2 separate regions of the Homo sapiens genome follow, and region 1 is linked to region 2. Evidence: read pairs that join two places in POLR2A ChIA-PET (ENCODE). Cell type or tissue: Panc1. All regions are shown on one strand. Links, peaks and the distances in the headings refer to the core of each region. The heading gives the core; the rest is flanking DNA.

Evidence for each region. ChIA-PET counts read pairs that join two places held together with the same protein. Peaks named below come from ENCODE experiments on the same cell type or tissue, not always from the same donor. Only the 100,000 strongest peaks of a DNase experiment are listed, where the experiment ranks them.
Region 1: POLR2A ChIA-PET joins it to region 2 with 13 read pairs; 2 of 35 experiments call an interaction of 5 or more read pairs at or near these places.

The regions. Positions count from the first base shown.
Region 1 is chr17:42,283,901-42,289,267 of GRCh38, forward strand. It overlaps STAT5A (signal transducer and activator of transcription 5A), which reads left to right and starts at 4,598. Exons shown (of 19, transcript NM_001288718.2): 1 at 4,598-4,698. It also overlaps a transcript of STAT5B not described here. RefSeq lists enhancers at 3,312-3,371, 3,655-4,155 and silencers at 4,172-4,251, 4,272-4,951. In Panc1, for the core only: no CTCF peak of the experiment used is centred there; no DNase peak of the experiment used is centred there; H3K4me3 peaks cover 2,023 bases; H3K27ac peaks cover 3,648 bases.
Region 2 is chr17:42,580,626-42,585,983 of GRCh38, forward strand. It overlaps RETREG3 (reticulophagy regulator family member 3), which reads right to left. Exons shown (of 9, transcript NM_178126.4): 6 at 4,500-4,637; 7 at 2,873-2,955; 8 at 2,049-2,181; 9 at 1-1,645. The coding sequence ends at 1,188. Among named protein-coding and RNA genes, the nearest start is that of PSMC3IP, 5.6 kb to the left of the region's middle. In Panc1, for the core only: no CTCF peak of the experiment used is centred there; no DNase peak of the experiment used is centred there.

The DNA of each region.
Region 1 (5,367 bases), core at 184-5,183, 300 kb before region 2:
AGTGCAGGTAGGCTGTCCAAGCAGAGGCAAGGTGGGGGTGAAACAGGATGTTTAAGTGCTCCAGGGCTTCTCCCCTTTGCCGCAGGGTGAAAAGATACTTCCTAGAAAGCCTCCAGCTTTCTTGGGAAGGCCCTTCACCCCTACCCCACCTCCCCTCTGGCTCCCATGTAACAGGAACTCTCCTTGAAGAAGGGACTTGGAGCACAGGAAACAAAGGCATCTCTGTACCACCTCCCTCCACCCCCCAAGGAAGGTCAAGTCAAGGTGACCTCAATCTGTTCTCCCCAGGGTAGGGGCATGGGCAGACCTGATCGTCAAGGGCAAGGCAGAAAGGGGACCTGGGATAATTCTTTCTCTCTCCCTCTTTTTTTTTTTTTCTTTTTGTGACGGAGTTTCGCTTTTGTTGCCCAGGCTGGAGTGCAACGGCGTGATCTCAGCTAACTGCAACCTCCACCTCCCTGGTTCAAGTGATTATCCTGCCTCAGCGTACTGAGTAGCTGGGACTACAGGTGTGCACCACCACGCCCAGCTAATTTTTGGATTTTTAGTAGAGACGGGGTTTCACCATATTGGCCAGGCTGATCTCGAACTCCTGACCTCAGGTGATGCACCCGCCTCAGCCTCCCAAAGTGCTGGGACTACAGGCGTGAGCCACCATGCCCGGCCCTTTGGGATAATTCTCTTAATCCATAAACTCAAACCCACCTTCATGTAAGTGTGCACAGAGCACACTGTCCCATTCAATAGAGCAGGGGTGTAGGCTGGGCGAGAATGGAGATGCCATGCTCCGCACCGCAGAAAAATGGTGGGCTAGCCCAGCCCAGGGAGGCCTCTTCACTCCGCCGGTGTGTGCTGGGCTTGGGGAAGCTTAGAAAGGTTATACTGAGACCCTGCCCACAAGGCCCGGCAACTTGGATCCTGGTGCCATCTGTGCACTTACTGGCCAGACAGCTTTGGGCAGGTTTCTTTCATGGACTAATCAAAGGGTGTGATTCTGGCCCTGACTGCCTTCAAGGTTATTGAAAGGATCCGTTGAGTTGAAGAGCACAACCATGTCTGTACACAAATGTGCCTTGATGTAGTTCAGGATACGAATATAGTGTGCCAACTGAAGCCTAGGCTGCAGACTATTATTATTCCTAATAAAATATAGGAGGTCTTCTTTTGGAGAATATATTGCTTTTTTTTTTTTCTTTTCTTTTTTTTTGAGACAGAGTCTGACTCTGTTGCCCAGGCTGGAGTGCAGTGGTATGATCTCGGCTCACTGCAACCTCCGCCTCCTGTGTTCAAGAGATTCTTGTGCCTCAGCCTCCCGAGTAGCTGGGATTACAGGTGCGTGACACCACGCCCAGCTAATTGTTTTGTATTTTTAGTAGACACGAGGTTTCACCATGTTGGTCAGACTGGTCTCAAACTCCTGGCCTCAAGTGATCCTCCCACCTCAGCCTCCCAGAGTGCTGGGATTACAGGCGTGAGCCACTGCACCTAGCCTGGGGAATATATTTCTGTAAGATTTCTAAAATCCTTCCTCACTCCCCATCTAATACTGTGACTTGGATTTGGGGGTGAAGAGCAGTTAGGGGCAAGGAGGCCAGCCTCGGACCGCAGCTCAGTCAGACCCTTGACAGTTTCTGATCTTCCTGAACCCCCATCCCGTGGCCTCAGTTTTCTCCTCCACAGCCTGGTTCCCCAAAATCACCAGGGCACTTTGTGGTGGGAAATCACCCACACAAGGGGACAAACAAGGGGACTGAAAGCAAAAAGAAACCCCAAATTTGACATTTCTGGGTAGTTGTGTTATCTGGAGCCACGACTACAGTCACCTCTTCCCAACCCAACTCTGACACCCTTCCCTCTACTCCCTTGGGTGCCCTTTGCCCATCCTGGGAAAGTTCCATAGCTCCTCCTCCTCCCCACTGCATCTCAAAGGGAGAACAGGCCTGAAGAAATGGAGAGAAACCCAGACAGAATCAGAGAACCAGATGGAGACCTAAGGAGACAAGGGAGAGACACAGAGAGAATAAAAGCCAGAGTGGGGGCCGGGCATGGTAGCTGATGCCTGTAATTCCAGCACTTTGGGAGGCCGAGGCGGGTGGATCACCTGAGGTCGGGAGTTCGAGACCAGCCTGACCAACATGGAGAAACACCGCCTCTACTAAAAATACAAAATTAGAAATACAAAATTAGCCAGGAGTGGTGGCACATGCCTGTAATCCCAGCTACTCGGGAGGCTGAGGTAGGAGAATCGCTTGAACCTTGGAGGTGGAGGTTGCTGTGAGCCAAGATCGCGCCATTGCACTCCAGTCTGGGCAACGAGAGCGAAACTCCATCTCAAAAAAAAAAAAAAAAAAAAAACCCAGAAGGGGAAATGTGCAATGAAAGACACAGATATTCGGGGCCTTACAGTCAGAGACCAAATGAGGGATGGTCAACCAAGGGCACAGCCACTGGGCACAGGGTCAGGGTGGGAGGCACGGGAGGGCTCTGAAAACACAGCCACACACCCTTTTAGGCCCATCCTTCCCATTCTGTACTCTGGCACCTCAATGCTAGCTTTTTAGGACCTAGGACTACCCACACTAAAGCCAAGCCCGGCCCAACCAAGACAGATGTTTGGTGGGTGGGGCTGCCTGCTGGAGCAACAGGCCTCTGCAGGCCCTGGAGGAGAAGTCTAGAGAGGTGGCTGCCTGGAAGAGAGCAGGCAGGACCCCCTCTCTTAAGCAGGCACCCCCACCCCATCAGGTGCCCAGATGTCAGTGCATGGCAAGGGTGGCCCTCTGCCCTCCAGACCTGGGTGAGAGGACTTGAAAACCTGAGGAATCTGCTCCCATCAACTGACTTCCACACCTGCCTGAAGGGAACTGCTGGAGGGCACAGGTGCCAAGTGGGACCCACCCAAATGTGGCAATGGGTTTGTATCCAGCCACCGACAGGCTGCATGACGGTGGCAAAGTCACTTCCCCTCTCTGGCCTTTGTTTTTCCACTTGTAAAATCATCTTTATGGTCACTTCCAGCTGTGGCACTTGGCTTTCATTCCAGTTGACCCCCTAGCTCTGTGTCTGACCCTCCCCTGCCAAATCCATTGCTCAGAGTGGGAAAGGAGAGGAGAGGGACTATACTTCCTCCTCCCTGGGGCCCCCTGCAGAGCATCTGGGAAGCAAGGCTTCCCTACATCCTCCATGCACCCCCTTAGAGTTTTCAATTCCTTTCCTCGTGATCCTGCCAACTAAGACACTGTGACCACACAGAGAAGGTGGGGAGAACGCAGACATTTTGGCTTCTGCAGCTTTGAAGTTCTTTTTTTTTTTTTCCTCTGAAGTTAAAAGAATGAAACTGGGAGAGGTAGTAAGGGGCAAGAAAGGAGAGTGGAAATGGAGAGAAAAGGGCAGCTCTGAGAAGCAGCTGGGGAGGGAGGCAGATGAGAATGCACCCCCCCCAACAGAACATGCAGTCTTGGCCCAGCTGTGCTGTGAGTGGGCAGCTGGGCTGGCCCCTCCTCTGGTGCTGCCAACCCGCTGCCAGGCAGAGGGGAGGCCCAGAGGAGAGGGAAGCTGGGCAAAGGGGATGGAAGGCGTCCAGCCCGACCTTACCAAACCCCTTGGGCCTCGTGGGAAGGGGCCTCTTGGAGAGGGGGACTGAGGCTCTAGACAGGATATTCACTGCTGTGGCAAGGCCTGTAGAGAGTTTCGAAGTTAGGAGGACTCAAGACGGTCCCTCCCTGGACTTTTCTGAAGGTAGAACCAGCCTCATAAGTAACTAGGCTGGGTGAACGGGGGCGCTGGCTAGTTTATGGATCACAGTCGGCTGGTGAGGCCACGTGCCTACTGTGTGGCCCTGGGTGGCCCCGGGCAAGCCCCTTTCCCTCTCAGGACTTCCATTTCTTACCTGCAAAATTGTGGAGAGGGGGAGGGCTGAAACACATGACTGCCAAGATTCTTTCCAGTTCCTCCGTCAGGGTTGAGTTTAGATGGCCGGAGTAAAAGAAGGAGGGAGGTGCTGCGGTGGTGGGGGTGATCTTGGCTTCACTAGAATCCCCAGTTCTTCCCCTCTCTACAGTTTTGTCTCTGAGGTCACAAAACCTGTGGCCCCCAAGACACACATGCGCACACACGCGCGTGCACACACACACCCCACACATTTATTTTTTAATCTAGGGGCTCAAAAGATGACACGCGCCAGAGCTGGAAGGCGTCGCCAATTGGTCCACTTTTCCCTCCTCCCTTTTTGCGGATGAGAAAACTGAGGCCCAGGTTTGGGATTTCCAGAGCCCGGGATTTCCCGGCAACGCCCGACAACCACATTCCCCCGGCTATTCTGACCCGCCCCGGTTCCGGGACGCTCCCTGGGAGCCGCCGCCGAGGGCCTGCTGGGACTCCCGGGGGACCCCGCCGTCGGGGCAGCCCCCACGCCCGGCGCCGCCCGCCGGGAACGGCCGCCGCTGTTGCGCACTTGCAGGGGAGCCGGCGACTGAGGGCGAGGCAGGGAGGGAGCAAGCGGGGCTGGGAGGGCTGCTGGCGCGGGCTCGCGCGCTGTGTATGGTCTATCGCAGGCAGCTGACCTTTGAGGAGGAAATCGCTGCTCTCCGCTCCTTCCTGTAGTAACAGCCGCCGCTGCCGCCGCCGCCAGGAACCCCGGCCGGGAGCGAGAGCCGCGGGGCGCAGAGCCGGCCCGGCTGCCGGACGGTGCGGCCCCACCAGGTGGGTGACCCGGTGGCGCGTCCTCGGCGGCGCGCCGAGAGGGGACACTCTACTGCCGCCCCGGCACCTCCGGCACCCGGAGCTCGACGGCCGGGCGCAGCGCGGGGATCAGTCCCCGGCACTGCGAGGGAGTTGGCCCAGCGCAGACGAGGGACGGGGGGACGTGGGGACAGGGGTCGGGGATGAAAGGCAGAGGCCAGGGAGGGCGCCGTCCTGGCACGCCTCGGAGAGGGAGCACCTGTCGGGCTGGACCCGGGGAGGCACTAGTGCACAGATGGGGGAGCAGCCGAAGAGGGGAGCGCCCAAGTCCTCAGCCCTGTCTCCTGAACAGCCCCAGCCACGTGCCCGAAAAGCCCTAGCCGTCGAGTGGGAGCCGTCGTGGCGCTGGCCTAACTTCGGGTTGGAATATCTCCCCTTCCCAGAAACCGGGCCCGAGGTGGGCTGGGGGATCCTTGCAGCCCTCTCCAGGGGGCCTGTGGGCCTCCCGCCGTCAAGTTTCTCTTTCAGTTTCTGGCCGTCCCCCTCACTAGGGAAGCTCCGGTGGGGCGAGGGGAGAGGAAGACGGGGAGGGCACCTGCCTCTGCAGAGCACCTTCCCCTCCCCTTCAGCGGGTTCCTTGTTGGAGGGGATGGGCGGCCCTCCACTCCTCACCATCTCTGTTCCCGCACA
Region 2 (5,358 bases), core at 74-5,073:
TTTAAATTTCACAAGCAATACTTTGGACCACTGGGGTTCAGGCCCCAAGAAATGATGGGCTAGATGAGAGGGAGCAGGCCTGTTCTGCAAAACCAAAGGACAAGTTTGCTTTAAAAAAAAAAAAAAATCACGCTGGGCACAGTGGCTCACACCTGTAATCCCAACACTTTGGGTGGCTGAGGCGGGCTGATCATTTGCAGTCAGGAGTTCTAGACCAGCCTGGCCAGCACGGTGAAACCCCATCTCTACTAAAAACACAAAAAAATTAGCCGGGCATGGTGGTGCATGCCTGTAATCTCAGCTACTGAGGAGGCTGAGGTAGGAGAATCGCTTGACCCGGCAGGCGGAGGCTGCAGTGAGCCGAGATTGTGCCACTGCACTCCAGCCTGGGCAACAGAGAGAGACTCTGTCTCAAAAAAAAAAAAAAGAAAAGAAAAGAAAAGAAAAAAATCAAATCCTGGTTTAACAAAAGATGACGACTAATCCCAGCACTCTGGGAGGCCAAGGCAGTCAGCTCACTTGAGGTCAGGAGTTTGAGACCAGCCTGGCCAACATGGTGAAACCCCATTTCTACTAAAAATACCAAAAGAAAAATTAGCCGGGCATAGTAGCGGGCACCTGTAATCCCACTACTAAGGAGGCTGAGGCAGGAGAACCTCTTCAACCTGGAAGGCAGACGTTGCAGAAAGCCAAGATCACACCACTGCACTCCAGCCTGGGCAACAGAGCGAAACTGTCTCAAAAAAAAAGATGATGACAATGTAACTACTCCAGCTGCTGCCTGACTTTGGGGGCTCTAGAGAGGCGATGAAAGGAGGAAGGCAGGCATGGGCTCTTTCAGTGAGGGCCCCTGAGCACTCATACCTAAAAGCAAACAGCAGCACCTCCTCAAAGGGGAACCAATATCCCTGACTATTTTGTTCCCCCAAAGTACCATCCTGATGGAGAGAAGCCTCCCTTGGGGGAGCACACTCTCACTTCAGTGACTGAGCTCAGAAATGGGCATCCAGCTGGTGGGAGGGGAGTGAGTGTCCTCTCTAAGGAGGCCTCTGAGCATCAGCCAGGCCACCCAGCATACAAATATAATTCAGGGGAGGGGAGCTGAGTTCTTCCCTTGCCCCATCACCTTAAGTGGGATGGGGAGAAAAAAACCTAAACCACAGTGACTCCCAAAAGGAGTCTCTGCCTCAGTGGCTCCTAGAACTGGCAGGGTCCAGCTGACTCAGCTCCGACTGGTCCAGAAGTTCAAAGTCATCCCCCTCAGCATCAGTGTCCAGGTCTGAACTGGGGGACCGGAGGAAGCCTCTCGTTGCTCTCTGGGCAGGTGCTCCAGAAGGGCCTGGTTGGGAGGCCCCTGACAAGGCCAGCTGAATCATACCCTGGGAGACCAGGCTGGCAAGGTTGCTGGTGAGGTTGGATCCTACAGGAAGAGCACCAAGCAGGAGCTCCGGCAGCGCAGCCTCGTCCCGGCTGGCAGGTGGGGCCTGGGGCTCCTCAGCCCCTGGCGGAGAACGGTACATCAAGCTGGGCATGCCAATGCTAGTGTCGTCCTCATCATCCAGGCCAGCAGGATCCATATTAATGGAAGGGAAGTCTGGAAGGTCTCTGGCAAAGGATTCCTCTGGATCACTGTGACCATCTAGGTCTGGTGGAATACAGAAGTGTCTGAGTCATGGCACCTACCTGGCCCTCCTGTGCCCCAGCCCCACATGACCAGATTTTTCCCACCCTGGCTTTCTCAGGGCGAAATAAACCCATGGGACTGGTATACCTTTCCCCTCCACTTATAGGTGGCTGTGATCTCTACACAATTCCCCCTCTCTTCTATGTCCCCTGTGAGGCTAGTGCCTGAGGCTACTAAGGGACTAAAGTCTTCAAGAAGGGCAGCAGTGCCATCCTGGCTGTAGCCACAGCACTCAGGCTGCTCTGCCGCCTGATCCATAGCTCAGAAAACAGGAGAGGGGCAAGCACCAGTATCCCCTCTGTTCAGGGAAGCTAAGAGGCAACAGTCAGAGCCATTATCAACTGAGGTCAAAGGCTCCCCTCACCTTCAGAGCCTTCCGTTAGAGGTGTTTGGCCCCTTGAAAGATTGAATGTGCCATTGTCTGTACAGGAGACTTCAGCGTCTGAGTGCTCAGAGTCTGTGATGGCCAATTCCCTGGCAACAGTAGAATCGTCCAGCTTAGGAAAAGACCAACAAATGTGAGATAATGCCATCAGGAACCAGGTGTAGTCACCAGGTACAGCTTTACTAATCAGCTAGCATTAGTTATCCGAAGGCCATCAAATCAATGTAACCAGGGATAGATGGTAACTTCCCGTTGAAAACTCCCTCTCCCCTTTATTTTTTTTTTAATCAATACATGTGAAAGTAACAACAACAAAAAAAATCTTGACCCCTTTTAGGCTGCTCTCCCAAAGAAAACACTCATTCATAACCTCTTAAGCACAGGAAGAAAAGCAGTCTTGGGGGAGTCAATTACCCACTTACTTTAAGGCAAATAATTGATCCAGAGATAATTTTTCAAAGTGGTAGGAGGATACACATACTGCACAGACCCAAGGGTGAACTGGGCTGTTTAAAAGATGATCATACTAGCTCCAGAAGTTCTTCCATAATGGTAGGGTAAAAAGAGATACGGAAGAGCGGTGCTGGGCATCAGGCTCTAATTGAGACCTAGGTTGATTACAGGAATGATATGATAAAGAAAAAAATTGAGATCTAGGAACAAAGTCTCACTTCTCTCCTTGTCTTGGGAACAAGGGGAGTCTAAGGCCTCAAACCTGGTTATGGCCTAAATGTGAGCTGTCGGATGGTTAAAAGGTAGCTAAAGAAAACTGGACAGTGAAGCAGCTCCCACACTCAAGATACCTGAGGACAGAAGGCAGCAAGCTCCTCTTCGCTGTCACTGTGGTTGTCCATGGCTCGTTCTGGGTGGAGAGCTCTGCGGCGTACTGTGGGAAGAGCACAAAGTCTTGCTTGATACCTTCTCCCAGCGTAAAATCCCCTTTGGACTTTAAAGACATAAAATCAGAACACAAAACAAAGAGCCTCTCTGAATCTGGCTCTAAGCCTACATAATAATAACAGAAGGCTGAGCTGCTGAGCCTAAATGCAAGGTGAGTTGAAAACACTGGAGAAAATATCTCAGCTTCCAACATCCTCTCCACCAGACCCTACATATTTCTTTTTTCTTTTGAGATGGAGTTTTGTTCTTGTTGCCCAGGCTGGAGTGCAATGGCGCGATCTCGGCTCACTGCAACCTCTGCCTCTTGGATTCAAGCAATACTCCTGTCTCAGCCTCCTGAGTAGCTGAGATTACAGGTGCTCACCATCACACCTGGCTAATATTTGTATTTTTAGTAGAGACGGGGTTTCATCATATTGGTCAAGCTGGTCTCGAACTCCTGACCTAAGGTGATCCGCCCACCTCAGCCTCCAAAAGTGCTGGGATTACAAGTGTGAGCCACTGCGCCCGGCCTGGCACACATTTCTATTCTGGTCAGATGATCAAATACCAGGCTTTGTCAACAACTCTCTGGATGGCTAAAGGCAGACCTAATGTCAAGGTGTTAAGTGGACATGATCAAAGAGAGGGCAAAAGGAGATGCACACCTTGTTAAATCAGACTTTTGAGGACTGGTATTATTCAACTGGCTGCCCCAAGGGGACTTGGGCCTTGGTGACCAAGTGCAGGGCTCTTTGAAGGCCAGGCCTCCATAAAACACAAAACCTGACAAGACCACACAAGGGAGGGAAAAGTTTGTACTACCATCATTGTGTTGCATGGATCTCAGGCTAGTACACTTACAACCTCTGAGGCAGCAGTTTTTAATCACCTTTGGGAGGCAGCTTTTACTAGTGAAGAGACCAGGCTTAGGAGTTGAAAGGATCTGCTCTGGGCTCAGCACGGTGGCTCACACCTGTAATCCCAACACTTTGGAACGCCAAGGCAGGAGGATCGCTTGAGCCCAGGAGTTCAGGATCAGCCTGGGCAACATGAGACCCCATCTCTACAAAAAAATTTAAAAATCAGATAGATGTGGTGACACATGCCTGTAGTCCCAGCTACTGAAGGGTTTGGCGGGGCTGAGTAGAAGGATCACTTGAGCCTGGGAGGTCAAGGGTGCAGTGAGCCATGATCATGCCACTGCACTCCAGCCTGGGAAACAGAATGAGACCCTGTCTCAAAAAAAAAAAAAAAAAAAAAACAAACCACAAATACTAGGAATTTATCTTCACTGTCTAGCTTTTATTCAACTTGAAAGAGCTTTTATCAGATAGGTTTAAAACGGGAGCCTAGGATTACAAATGATAAAAACTGGCAAGCCTGCACAGGTTTCCCTAGAACAGAATATCATTTTTACCTATCAATCCTCACCCCCACCAACTACCCCCGACTTCCACTTTTGAGGACCCACCCAGTATGTCAGACCTATGGGCTTCTCCTTTTCGCCCCAAATTGCGTAAGTGGAAAGAATGACACCATGACACTTACATTGTCTCTCTCTCTGCTTGGACATCATGTAGCCACGGACACTGAAGTCTAGCCGCTGCAGAGCTGGCTTCAGCCGCACATATGCTCGATCCCACAGTCGGTGGTACACAGCAAGGGGCCACATCATGACAGTGACAACTGTGAGGAGGCATGGGAAACAGTGACAAAATGGAGAAGGGGCTGCAAAAAACATTCCCAACTGTAGCGCTGCTATTGGTCCTTAGGGCTTGGACACAAAGTGTGGAACAGATCTGCCCAAGTCTGCCAGTCATCTTCACCAGTCTCCCCTACACATGAAGGAGTCTTTGAGGGCAGGGACTTCTACAGCCACCCACAAAGCCTACTGCAGGGTTGTGCACAGCACAGTATGCTGCTGACAGGCCAAGGGCAGAACCTGGCAATGGGTGTCACTGAGCCATAAATGGAAATTACACAACAAATCATGCGAGGTTTTGATATACAAAAGCCACAGGCATAAGTACTTAGTTCTTCCAGCCCCAAGCAAGCTGAGTACATGCCAACAGGAAGTAACTAAATTTACAAAACTATGCTCCAAGTGGGAAAAAAGTACTCTGGCATAAATAGAACCTAGCAGAGAAACCCCTAAGAGTTATGTTCTGCTGACAATACCCTGGCTCTAAAAATTCTCTCCTTAAACAGGGACAGGCAGTCCTTTATAGTTGGTAATACCAACAATATATGTTAGTGGACCCTCATCAATTTCTGACTTGGTAAGAAATGAACTTTGTATGTGGAGAGCCTGCTAAAGAAGGATATTTTCATGACACTAAACAGGTCATGAAAATATGCAAAGGTCATATCCTAGAGAATTGAAATATAACAGTCCTCTCCCCACACC